2 separate regions of the Homo sapiens genome follow, and region 2 is linked to region 1. Evidence: chromatin loops called from intact Hi-C (ENCODE). Cell type or tissue: IMR-90. All regions are shown on one strand. Each heading gives the region's core, and the rest is flanking DNA. Links, peaks and the distances in the headings are about the cores only.

Region 1 (2,500 bases), core at 1-2,500:
GTGAGGGTAGAACACTCATAACTTAATCACTTCCCCAAAGGTCTCATTTCTTAATACTATTAGGTTTCAACACAGGAATTTAGGGGAGACACCAATATTCAGAGCATTGCACAGGTATAGCCTTCAGTATTTACACTGACAAGGGGAGAAAGTCTATAACAAAAGGCAGATGCCAGAGCACTTTGCAAGGTGAGGGAAGTTGAATGCAGTGTCCCAGGCCTCAAATCTTAAACAGTTCTATCTGTGCATATTAAGGAACCAAGCAGGTAAAGACAGGAAATAACTGCCAATCATCATCTTGGTGTATGCCAATGAAAGTTTCCAAAATCTTAGCATAATGACAATAATAATTAATATAACTATGTATTATCTTACATGATAATTCTAAAAGCAATTATAACTAACATTTATTAAACAATGTTATGATAAACAAATTGCATAAACTTATTTAATATTCATAACATCCCATGAGGTAGGTATTAACAGTACCTCATTTTAAAGGTATAAAAATACAGACATAGAAAGATTAAGTCATTGACCTAAAAATCTCATAGCTAGAAAGAGGCAGAACTAAGACTCTAAATCAAGACTGTTTGATTCTAAAATCTAAACTACTTTCTCACCTGTGGGGATGGACATTTGAAATAAGCCAGATCCAGATGAGTTCAAAGAGGGAGGAACCAGCTAGAAATAAAGAAGTTTCAGATACCTTGTAAGTCTGCAAAGTTTTTGGCAAAAAATTAAAAATTTAAAAATAACATATCCAAGCAGGGATATGACATGTTAGACATAGTTTTTGTCTTCAATGAATATTTAATATACAACATGAACAATATATGTGGAATGTAGTCAAATAGCATGGTGGTTTTCAAAAAATTTTGATCAAGACACTTCATCAACAATAAGGTTTAACTGCAGTCACATATACACAGAAACTTACAATACATATATATGTATATGTATATATGTATACATAAAATTCTTTCATTAGAAACAATACTTAATTTAACTTCATATGCTGTACTATGATATTCTTATTCCATTCCATTAAACTCTGATCAGGACCCAACAAAATGATTTCATGACTCATTAAAAAGATATGCTAGACAGTGTTCTAAGCCTAATCCTATCATTTCTAGGAAGTATGTAATGTTATTATTTCCATTTTTAAAGATGAGAAAACTGAGTAGCAGAGTGGTTAAGTAACCTATTCAAAGTTTTATAGTGAGTAAATAGCAGAGCTGAAGTTAAAAGAAAAAGCTCAGCAGTCTGGTTCCAGAGTTATATGGAAAAGAAGGAAAAGAGCAGTCAGATACTAAAGCAGATAAGCCTTGAGGTAGACATGAAAAAGCCTTACTGATTACACACAAGGGAGGAGATTCTGAGAAAAAGGTAATTACCGAAAGTCTTCTGTGAGAATAAAAATATACTGCTGGACTTGAGAACACGGTAAGACTGAACTTATTCCTTGTCTCCTTCCTTATACTGGCTAAGTCAGAAGAATGGGAATTCTTGAGGGTCTTACAAAATTTAGTGTCACAATATTAACTTCAGTTTCACCTATAAACACAAAACATACTTTTATCTTGGAATAAATTGTTTTAATTATTTAGAATATCATTAAAACGGGAAGCCAGAGATCATTAAAGCAAAGTAGAATTTCTAATAGAATGATCAGGAAACAAAAATCTAGGCCCAACTATCCTCAGCTTTCAGATACAGCAGCAATTCCTAGCCTTCTAATTGATCTCACTGAATCCTTTCCAATTTTGCCCTCCTCCTACTCATTCTTCACAGAAACAAGAAGACTATTCTTTTAAAAGTGCAAATATGATCATGTCAGTTCCCTGTTTCAAAAACTTTGGTGCTTTCCCTTTGTTCTTAAGGTGAAGTCCAAAATCCCTAACAAGTTCCTGTATAGCCTAGCCCTAACTTACCACTCTGTCATTCCTCTCCCTTTCTATCATCCATTCACATTACAGTTCTTTCAATATGCCATTCTCATTTCTGCCAAAGATCTTCGAATATTCTCTTTTCAACACTTCAATTCTCTCTCTTGCCAGAATAGCCCTCCCTCCTTCACCCAGCTAACTATCATTGATCTTTCATGTTCTAAATTGAATTCAAATACTCTGGAAGTCTTCCTAGATGTTCTAAACTAGATTAGATCCTGATATCATATTCCTGAGATCATACGCTACTCATTCATAGCCATGATCACAATTTTAATTAAATAATTAGTTGTAAAATTATCTGTTTTCTGTCTAATTTCTGCTTACATTGTAAACTCTATGAAGTCACAGACTATAGGTCTTAATCCCTCTGGAACCGTCAAAACTAGTAGATTGCCTGAAAAGTAGTTGGTATAATACATGTTTATGGAATAAACATATATTCCTCAAGCCTCGGAACTATGTTTGGTAGACTAGAGTCAAGTTTTACCTCCTCAAAAAAACAGCTTCAGCTTACAAGGCTAACATCTCCTGAGCGAAGGTTATAT
Region 2 (8,711 bases), core at 3,490-5,989, 510 kb after region 1:
TCACACCAAGTGGTGGGCGATCCACTGAGCAAAGCCGAACTTCTCACATGATGACTTCAAACAAGACACATTACCTTCCAGCATCTGTTGGGGAGACGAGATTTTAAGACACTTGAGTCTCCAGGACAGCAAAGGCACAATGGTGAGTAGCAATAAAACCTGCATTATAATTGAAAAATCTTGACATGTTGCTTAACAACGGGCATATCACGGCTCTTCCTAGCACTTCACACGCCAAAGAACAGCAGCTACTCAGGCCAGGGGAATCGGGTTTTTACACAGTGCAACTTTAATTGGAATCATTTGAGATTTGACACAGCTATGTGGAACTGCGTGGAACAAACTTGGAGCTGGGTGGGGGGGTGTGTGTTATATTGGTTGTTCAAGGCTGATGCTTGTCTCTCAGCAGTCTTGCATTCTATTCTTTTCCTTAATGTGTATGGTGTATGATCATATTCTATGATTTATATGTGGGCATGTAATTGACATTTGCAAGGGGGTTAATTTCCATCTAAAAACAATAATGCTGTTAGAGGTTGGGGTTAGGGGGTGGAGTGGGGGTAAGGGTGGGGTAAAGACTGGGAGTTTAGGTGTAGATGGGGGGTGGGGTTGGGGGGAGAGAAATAAGTCAGAAGTGCATATCACCGGTAATGGGTAATCCTCTCGTAGAAGAAAAGGTTCTCATCAACATGTGATCAACTATTAACAGGATGGCTTTGGCAAAGCCATCCGCACGTGACAAACCGTAAGGAAGTGGAAGAAACCGTCTAGAGCAATATCAAGTATCACTTAATTAGAGATTTTTAAGCCTTTTCCTCCTGCTGTGCCGGGTGTGTAATCCGGGCGATAGGAGTCCATTCAGCACCTTGGACAGAGCCAACGGATTTGTCCGAGGTGGCGGTACCCCCAGGTAGTCTTCTTGGCCCCGCTGTAAAGCCAACCCTGTGTCGCCCTTAAAAAGCGTCTTTTCTGAGGTTCGGCTCACACTGAGATCGGGGCTGGAGAGAGAGTCAGATTTTGGAGCGGAGCGTTTGGAAAGCGAGCCCCAGTTTGGTCCCCTCATTGAGCTCGCTGAAGTTGGCTTCCTAGCGGTGTAGGCTGGAATAGACTCTTGGCAAGCTCCGGGTTGGTATACTGGGTTAACTTTGGGAAATGCAAGTGTTTATCTCCAGGATCTAGCCACCGGGGTGGTGTAAGCCGCAAAGAAGGTAAGCACCAGGGCGGGGACCCCTTGCATCCCCAATTCTTGAGCTATTTTGATACTGTCTTCCGGAGAGGACGCGTGGTGGAGGGGAGGAGGTAGAGGGAGAGCATGAGAGGGGGTTGTTTCTTGGTATTTGCCCAGTTTGAATTGCCCTAGGTGAGAACCCTGGGGCAAAGGGAGAAAGAAAAAAAAGAAACTCAGTCTTCCTGCGGATATAATGAGTTTAGTTAACTTGGACCTGCAAATGTCTGATTCAAATGTAAGATTTATCTCTCTTTTTCTCCTCTTCACCTCCCTCTTTTCCGTTCTCTTTGCTGGTGTGTGTGTGTGTGTGTACAGTAGATTCATTACTAATTATGAAGCTTTTGCAAAACATTCGAATTCCTAAAATTTGACTTTGTAGCATTTAGAATCAGGCGGTGGAGGTGGTGTGCGGTGGGGAGAGGAGGTGGAGGTTGGGAAGAGGGAAGGAGGTAAAGCTAAACCTCCAACACAAAAAAATGAATCAAGGTAATTTCAGCTCTTCTAGTGAGAAGGATTCATTCTCTCTGTATCCCTCCCTCCCTCTCTTTCCCCCTCCCTCCCTCCTTCCCGCCCCCCTTCTTCCACCCCGCCCCCTCCTCCAGCCTCCATCCCTCCCTCATTCTATCTCTTCCTCTCCGTCGCCCTCGCTCCTCGCTGGATGCTTCTTTCTGGGTTTTCTTTTTTTTTTCCCTTCTGTCCTCCCTCCCCGCGAGTTTCGGGCGCTGGCTTAGAGGGTTCCCGCTTTCTCAAGGGAAGGGGAGCTGCCGAGACCGCGCTCCGCTCCCCAGCCGGGCCGGATGCCTCACTGAGCCCAGGTCCGAGTCAGTCGGGGTAACTCAGGGAAAGGGGAGCCTCCGCCTGGGAGTAGAAGGTCCTTTCCGGACCGAAGAGCCAGAGAGCGGGCCGGGCGAGGGGGCCTGGGCGGCTGGAGGCGGTGGAGAAGAACACTTTTAGCTCCGTGCGGCGGCTGGACAGAGCCACCAATCAGCTGGACGCGCAGACCGCCCTGCCAGGGCGAGGTTGCGTCCGGAGGCGCCGGTGGAGGGCGGCCGGCTAGTCGCTGAGCCGCCGCCGCCACCCGGGTGGGCAGGGGACTGGCGGTGGGTGGAGGTGAGGGGCTTGGCGGGTGAGATAGAAGCGGCGCGGAGCCGCCCAGACCTGTGTTCTACCTCTCCCGCCCCCGCCTGCACCCCCGGGGGACAGCGAACTGCCGGAACGCGCGGCTGCGTTATCCTCTTGCCACTCTTCAGGGAGCTCAGGGACTTAGGCGCCCCTGGGCGGGGGCCACCAGGCTCTCCACACTCCTATAACCCTCACCCCCACCCCCTTCTCAGGCCTTTTGTTCCGGCCACAGAGCCAAGCCCGGTGGCAGTTTTCGCCCCAGGGTTTGGTCGTTCTGGACTCCTCCCCCGATCAGCTCTTCTTAATTAAAAGGCAAGAGCTTGGGGTAGGGGTGAGGGGAACGTAGGAAAAATCTGTTTCCGAAACTCAAGACCACTGTTTTAACGAACGAAAGAAAGAATCCCAACTCTGCGCAGGTGGATTCATAGGCGAAGCGAGGATATTGTGGAAATTCAGAAGGAAAAGATAAAAAACAGGCGCTAGGATCAGATGACGGTGATAGGCTGCTCGGCACACAAAGGGAGCGTAGGGCAGGGTTTACGGAGCAAGCCTGCAGCGAATGGGGCACAGATTGTTCCGAGATCCAGTCGTTTTCTCAGTCAGATCTACGCGAAGGGAGGGGAGGGGAGGGGCGGGCAGGGGAGCGTGGCGGGAGGGGCTGAGCTTGGGGGCGGGGGGATTTCTGATCAGTCTGATGCAATTCCAAGCGTGCTGCAAAGGAACTCCAAGGCGCCCGCATCACCATCGCCACCCACCCTTCCCAGATGGTGCTGTTTTAAATACGGATCTGCAGGGCTGAACGCAGAACTGGGAGATTTATTGCAAAATCCCGGGAGGGGCGGGGGGGGGTGGTGTGCGGAACGGGGAATGGAGGAGCAGAATTTAAAGGTGCAACGCTTGCTTTTTCCAATCAGGCGGCAACCGGCCGGAATTATTATTTTTTTCTTTCTGTCTGCTTGTCTCTGGATTCTAATTCACCAAGAAAGAGGTGTAAATATTGTGACATTTTGAGGCAGCTTGATGGATGGGAAAGAAATCATCTGTCACTCTAAATTGCAGAGTTCCCTCTCCCCGCGCCATCCCTTGCTAGCGAATACTCGCTGCTGCCTAATACAGTTGCTAGGGCTTCAAATGAATGCATCGTTAAGGGAATATTATCCTTTTAGTTGACTTGCCAATTTAGTTGACAGTTGAATCGAGAAAATTGTAGATTTCGTGTCTCTGGGAGGAAAAATGCTTAACAGTCTAAGTCTTGTAACCTTGAGGTCTTTAACAACTTAAATAAACCTCAAAAGTGTCACGTCATCCTCTACACACACACACACACACACACACACACACACTCAACTTGTAAGATGACATGGTTTCACCTAAACTGTTGTGGAAATGAATAGCACTTTAAAAATGGTGCACCTGATATTCACTGTTTATGTGTATTTACAAAGAGCTCTTCAGCATGAAGGCAAGACATTTCAATTGTCCTGTTTGGAATCAGTCAGAAGACTAGAAGGTGATGGAGAGAAGAAGGGAAGAAAGAGGAAAGAGAGAGAATTTTAACCTAGATGCTATTAAATTAACAGTAACCTAGCCTACTTTTATACCCCTTGGTCTTGCATATTAATATTTCTGTATGTGAGATTTTAGCTTGGTCTAGCTCCCCCAATGGAGTATACCAGTATTGATTCAGATGAGAATATGAGCATCCTGCCAGTAGCTTTTTCAGTGTCATTGATAGTAAGACCTACAACACAGCAATTTTTGGAGGATAGAAGAGAATATATATAAGGGCTTTGCAAACTGGGAAGCAGGCACTCCATAAATGGGAGGTATCATTATGACATTCTCTTTGCACATATCATTTTCATTTCACTGAACCAGAGTACTAGTTATTTTAAAACATAATCTAATGTATATGCTCAAGGTAGTAAGTGGGGATTTTAAAAGCAAGTGATTAGTTGGCTTATAAAATATTATTTTTCAATTGTCTATTAATGTACATTGGAAAGAAGGCTTTTAAAGATCTAAAATCAACATAAATAAGCTTCCCCTTTCATTTGCCAGACTCTTTCCCTATCAGATTTCTGATCTAAATTCTTAATAAGAAGAGAAGCTGGTGAATTTAGTTTCTTTCCTTTTCCTGGCCTGTCCTCTAGGGGAAGCTTTAGTAAGAAACAACATTCCAAAATCAGGCAGTGAGCGAGAGAGAAGGCAAGGGACTGGATGACCACAAAATAGATAATCAGCCAAGAAACAGAAATGAGGGAAAACCAGCATTAAAGCATGACTTACAAAGGGTTTTTATTTTGTAATTCTGTAATTTTGGGACCAGGCTCAAACTTGCTCAAGTAACATTCACTCGATCATATTGCTTACAATCTGTCAGTTAAAATGATGTCTAACTGAGCATATTTTTTATTAAATATACTTCTCTCAAAGGCCAGTAAAGCTACTCTTTGGTTTTAATTAGACAAACTAGTCTAACCACTTAAATAACTCTAATGAATATGAACTGATATCATCAGATTTAAAAGCTCTGCTGAAAACTAAATTTATTCTGAAAAGCACTGACTTGCCAGAAAAATATCTATTTTTGCAGCTTTCTTTTCACTCTATGGATAATTTAATGAGTTGCTTATTTTAATTTTACAACTGCTACCTCAGAAGTATCTCAAATTATCTTTCTTTGGCTGGTGTCTTTCTCTGCTGATCTGCTACTGCTGTGTGTGTGTGTGTGTGTGTGTGTGTGTCTGTGTGTGTGTGTGTATGGGCGTGTGTGTCTCTGTGTGTGTTTTCTAGTGGGAATTTAACAAGCAGTGAGTCTCTTAAATTTACATGCCATAATCTATGTCAAGAACATTGCGTACTACTTAGCAATAAAAATAAACATTAGCATCTAGTGAAAGCTTACCATCATTGAGTGCTATGGAAATAGAGGTCTTAAAGAAAGATTAAATTTTTCAACAAAAAAATTTTTCCCCTTTTTGGCTTAAAGGTGATTATAATTTCAAAAATATGACATCTTTCCTCTTTTACTTTGGAATGTAGAGCTGCTGCTTTAACAAGTGTCTTTTGAGAAAGATACACGTGTTTCATAAAGATTAATACCCTTAAAACACTATGGTGCAGAGAGGGAAGGATGAATTCTTTAACCCTGCCTCTAATCTCATTTGGCAATTTTTGGAGTATTCATTCTGACTTTTTAAAAATTCAGGTGGATTTTTTTTCTGCTTTCTTTCCAACATTATAAAACAATCCTATAAGAGATTTTTCTGCTATAGTGCAGACTTTATTTGTATTTCCTAGTAATAACACTTTAGATTCATATAGTACTTTGACAGCTCTCTATAGGTTTCATTTGATTTCCTTATCAGTCATGTAAGGTAGGAATCACCAATCACCTTTTACAGATGAGGAAAGTAAGGTGCAGAATTATCTAACACTACACTGCCAGTAAGATGTAAAGACTAACTCAGAGTCTTTCTTCAAATTTTAAGGAAATTTGTGTTTGTTCCTCTCTAGACCATGCTGCCTTAAACTCCACTAGGGCATCAGAGGGAGCTGTAGGCATTATTTTCTCCTATTTTGATTTATTTAATTAAATTAAAAACATTTTTTACAAATAGTTTTCAAAATTTCAGGCCTAATGGAAAGTTTTAACTAGTCTTCCTAAGACAGTATTTCCCTCTCCCACAGTTAGACACTCAAAGAAAGCAGGACTCTTCCTCTAGTTGACATACCATCTAAGTCATAGTTGCTAATTCCCCAAAAAACAAATACAAAGAATAAGAAGAACCAAAGCCAAGATGTACATTACCTTTACTTGTGAATCATAGAATCTGGGTTCTGGGAAGGTTCTCAGAGGTCACTTAGCCCAGCTCATATCTGATACATGAATTCATGCTGGCTTGTTTTGTTTCAATCCTCTGGAATTTCATCCCAGTCTTGGACACTGGGTACTTGTTTATCTTGGTAGATGTTCTGATACTTATGTGGATCATGAGCTTGGCTGATCATTTCCCATTTTGCCCAAAAGGTATACTTTCTATAGAGACTCTAGCATTCATAATTTTATTTTGTAAGTATTAATTGGCAACACATAATTTGCCATTATGTGCCAGGAACTGTATTACAATCTGGAGATTCAAGAACAAGCAAGACCAAATGGTCCCTATCTTGGTGGATCTTGTGGCCTAGAGACAAAGACTGGTCTCTTTATTTGCTCCAATCCTTAGAAGGGGACAGACCTCTGGACTCATAAGATTCCTTTTTTCAAGAGAACACAGTGAATAAGATTAAAAGCCTGAGTTTAGGCTTTACTTCCAACCGCTTGTCAGTACCCAAAAAAGTCAATCAGTCACTCTTGATCTCTGCTTCCTCACACATAAAACAAAAGAGATGTTCTCAGAATAAACTCTAAATTCCACTTCCGTTCCAAGTTTGAGTGATATAAAAGATATAGTCTATAACTATTTCTTGCAGTGTAGGGGAAATTAAGGCCTAAGTTACCCTAACCTTTGGTGATTTACAATTCTGGGTGGGTACCGCAAATTTTTAACTTGTTAAGAAGTATATCATGAAAAAAATCAAAGTAACATATTTGAACCCAGAATAGAAGGAATCTAGGTGTTGAACCTGTTCATTTATGGAATGATGGCTAGGAAAGTTTTAATTTAGAGAATGATCTCAAATTTCTGCGGATTATTTTTAAAAGCAGGTGGTGCGATGGAAGACCTGCTATCAAATTTACTGCTTATTTTCTTTGTGCAAGCAGAAGTTATAATTTTTCAGGTCATTTCCTTTTAAAATCAAAAATATTACATCCTGAAATTGCCTGGGTCTCATGAATAATGCATTATATACACATGATAATAGATAATTAGATGGACAAGCCAAAAGAAACATGAAAGGAAGCAGGTAGCCCAAGGATTGCAGAAGGTGTGTGGGCATTTTGACATCCAGGAAATGCTATAGATCTGTCCTTAACTAACTCAGCCTGGTGGAGATAATTAAGAAAAAAAATGTGGGTGTAGAAAGACTGCAAGCCATTCCCTGGGATTGGCTAGATTGCTGCAGTAGTTCAAAAACAATTGGCACAGCCACCCACACTAGACATGATTGCCCTTTGATGAGGCAGCTATTGACTTTTATAAAGATGTCATATTTAAAATAACTTCTGATGCACTAGGCATAACAGACATCATTCTTGAATTCTATTTTAGACAAATGGCAAAATGTATTACAAAGTATTAATTTAAAAATAAAAAATCTTTAAAGTCTAGTGTCTAAAAACCAGCAGTTTAGTAACATGCAACCTCTGGATTTAAGAATTCAGCCTGAAGCTGGGAGAAAGCTGTAGCTTGTATAGGACATTTTGATCCACTCTGGGCATTTCCCAGACCACTACAGGAAGTAAAATGTACTTTGTCAAAGTTTTTAACCTTTGAGTGAATGTTAAATCCACTCCAAAATCTTCGCAACCTGGGAAAGGTGATCCAACAATTTTCCTAAATAGCGGCAGAAAATGCTCTGAGATCTTTGTTCCCAGAGTGAATGTTATAATGTTATGCTATCTAGAAATTTCCTTGTAGCACCATGCTCATCAGTACCAAAAGGAGTTAGAATTGATTCCTCCCGCTTCAAGGAAATATATCAACCACCTCCTGTCTCTAAGTAACAAGGTTACTGTGGGGAAAAAATACACAAATTAGGTGATTGCAGAAAGGTGTCACAAACATCCAAAGCCTTTGGGATAGGGCATTGCAGTGTGAGTGAATAGAGAAAAGAAAGAGAATGTGGGAAAAAATTGAGAAATAAAAAGGGAAGTCACAGTGGAGTTCTAATTATACAGGGGCTCTTGAATTGACTGTTCTCTACCTTCCATGCTCATTGTTGTTCTGGCTACTTTAGTAGGAAACAATGATTTCTTCTGCTTTCACCTTCCTCCTCCGCTAAGGACTTCTTACTTGCCAATAACTTCCATAATCAATGTTTAAGAATTGCTCTGATGCCCAGTGTGGTGGCTAACGCCTGTAATCCCAACACTTTGGGAGGCCGAGGTGAGTGGATCACTTGAGGTCAGGAGTTCCAGACCAGCCTGGCCAACATGGCAAAACCCTGTCTCTACTAAAAATACAAAAAATTAGTGGTTCATGCCTGTAATCTCAGCTACTTGGGAGGCTGAGGTAGGAGACTAACTTGAACCATGGAGACAGAGGCTGTAGTAAGCCGAGATCATGCCATTGCACTCCAGCCTGGCAAAAAAAAAAAAAAAAAAAAGAAAGAAAGAAAGAAAGAATTGCTCACTGTAATGACTTTCATGCCATGGACTCAACTCTCTTGGCAGTCTGGTAAAGCTTATGTA

Evidence for each region. Hi-C counts contacts between places; a loop is a spot of excess contacts. Peaks named below come from ENCODE experiments on the same cell type or tissue, not always from the same donor. Only the 100,000 strongest peaks of a DNase experiment are listed, where the experiment ranks them.
Region 2: it touches region 1 in a loop (4-fold over the local background); 1 of 110 quality-filtered maps calls a loop at or near these places.

What each region holds. Positions count from the first base shown.
Region 1 is chr11:28,227,055-28,229,554 of GRCh38, reverse strand. The region is part of intron 4 of METTL15 (methyltransferase 15, mitochondrial 12S rRNA N4-cytidine); the gene reads right to left. Among named protein-coding and RNA genes, the nearest start is that of METTL15, 120 kb to the right of the region's middle. In IMR-90, for the core only: no CTCF peak of the experiment used is centred there; a DNase peak (open chromatin) is centred at 1,124.
Region 2 is chr11:27,712,843-27,721,553 of GRCh38, reverse strand. It overlaps a transcript of BDNF not described here. Among named protein-coding and RNA genes, the nearest start is that of BDNF, 17 kb to the right of the region's middle. In IMR-90, for the core only: CTCF peaks have their summits at 4,006 and 4,503; a DNase peak (open chromatin) is centred at 4,513; H3K4me3 peaks cover 301 bases; H3K27ac peaks cover 494 bases.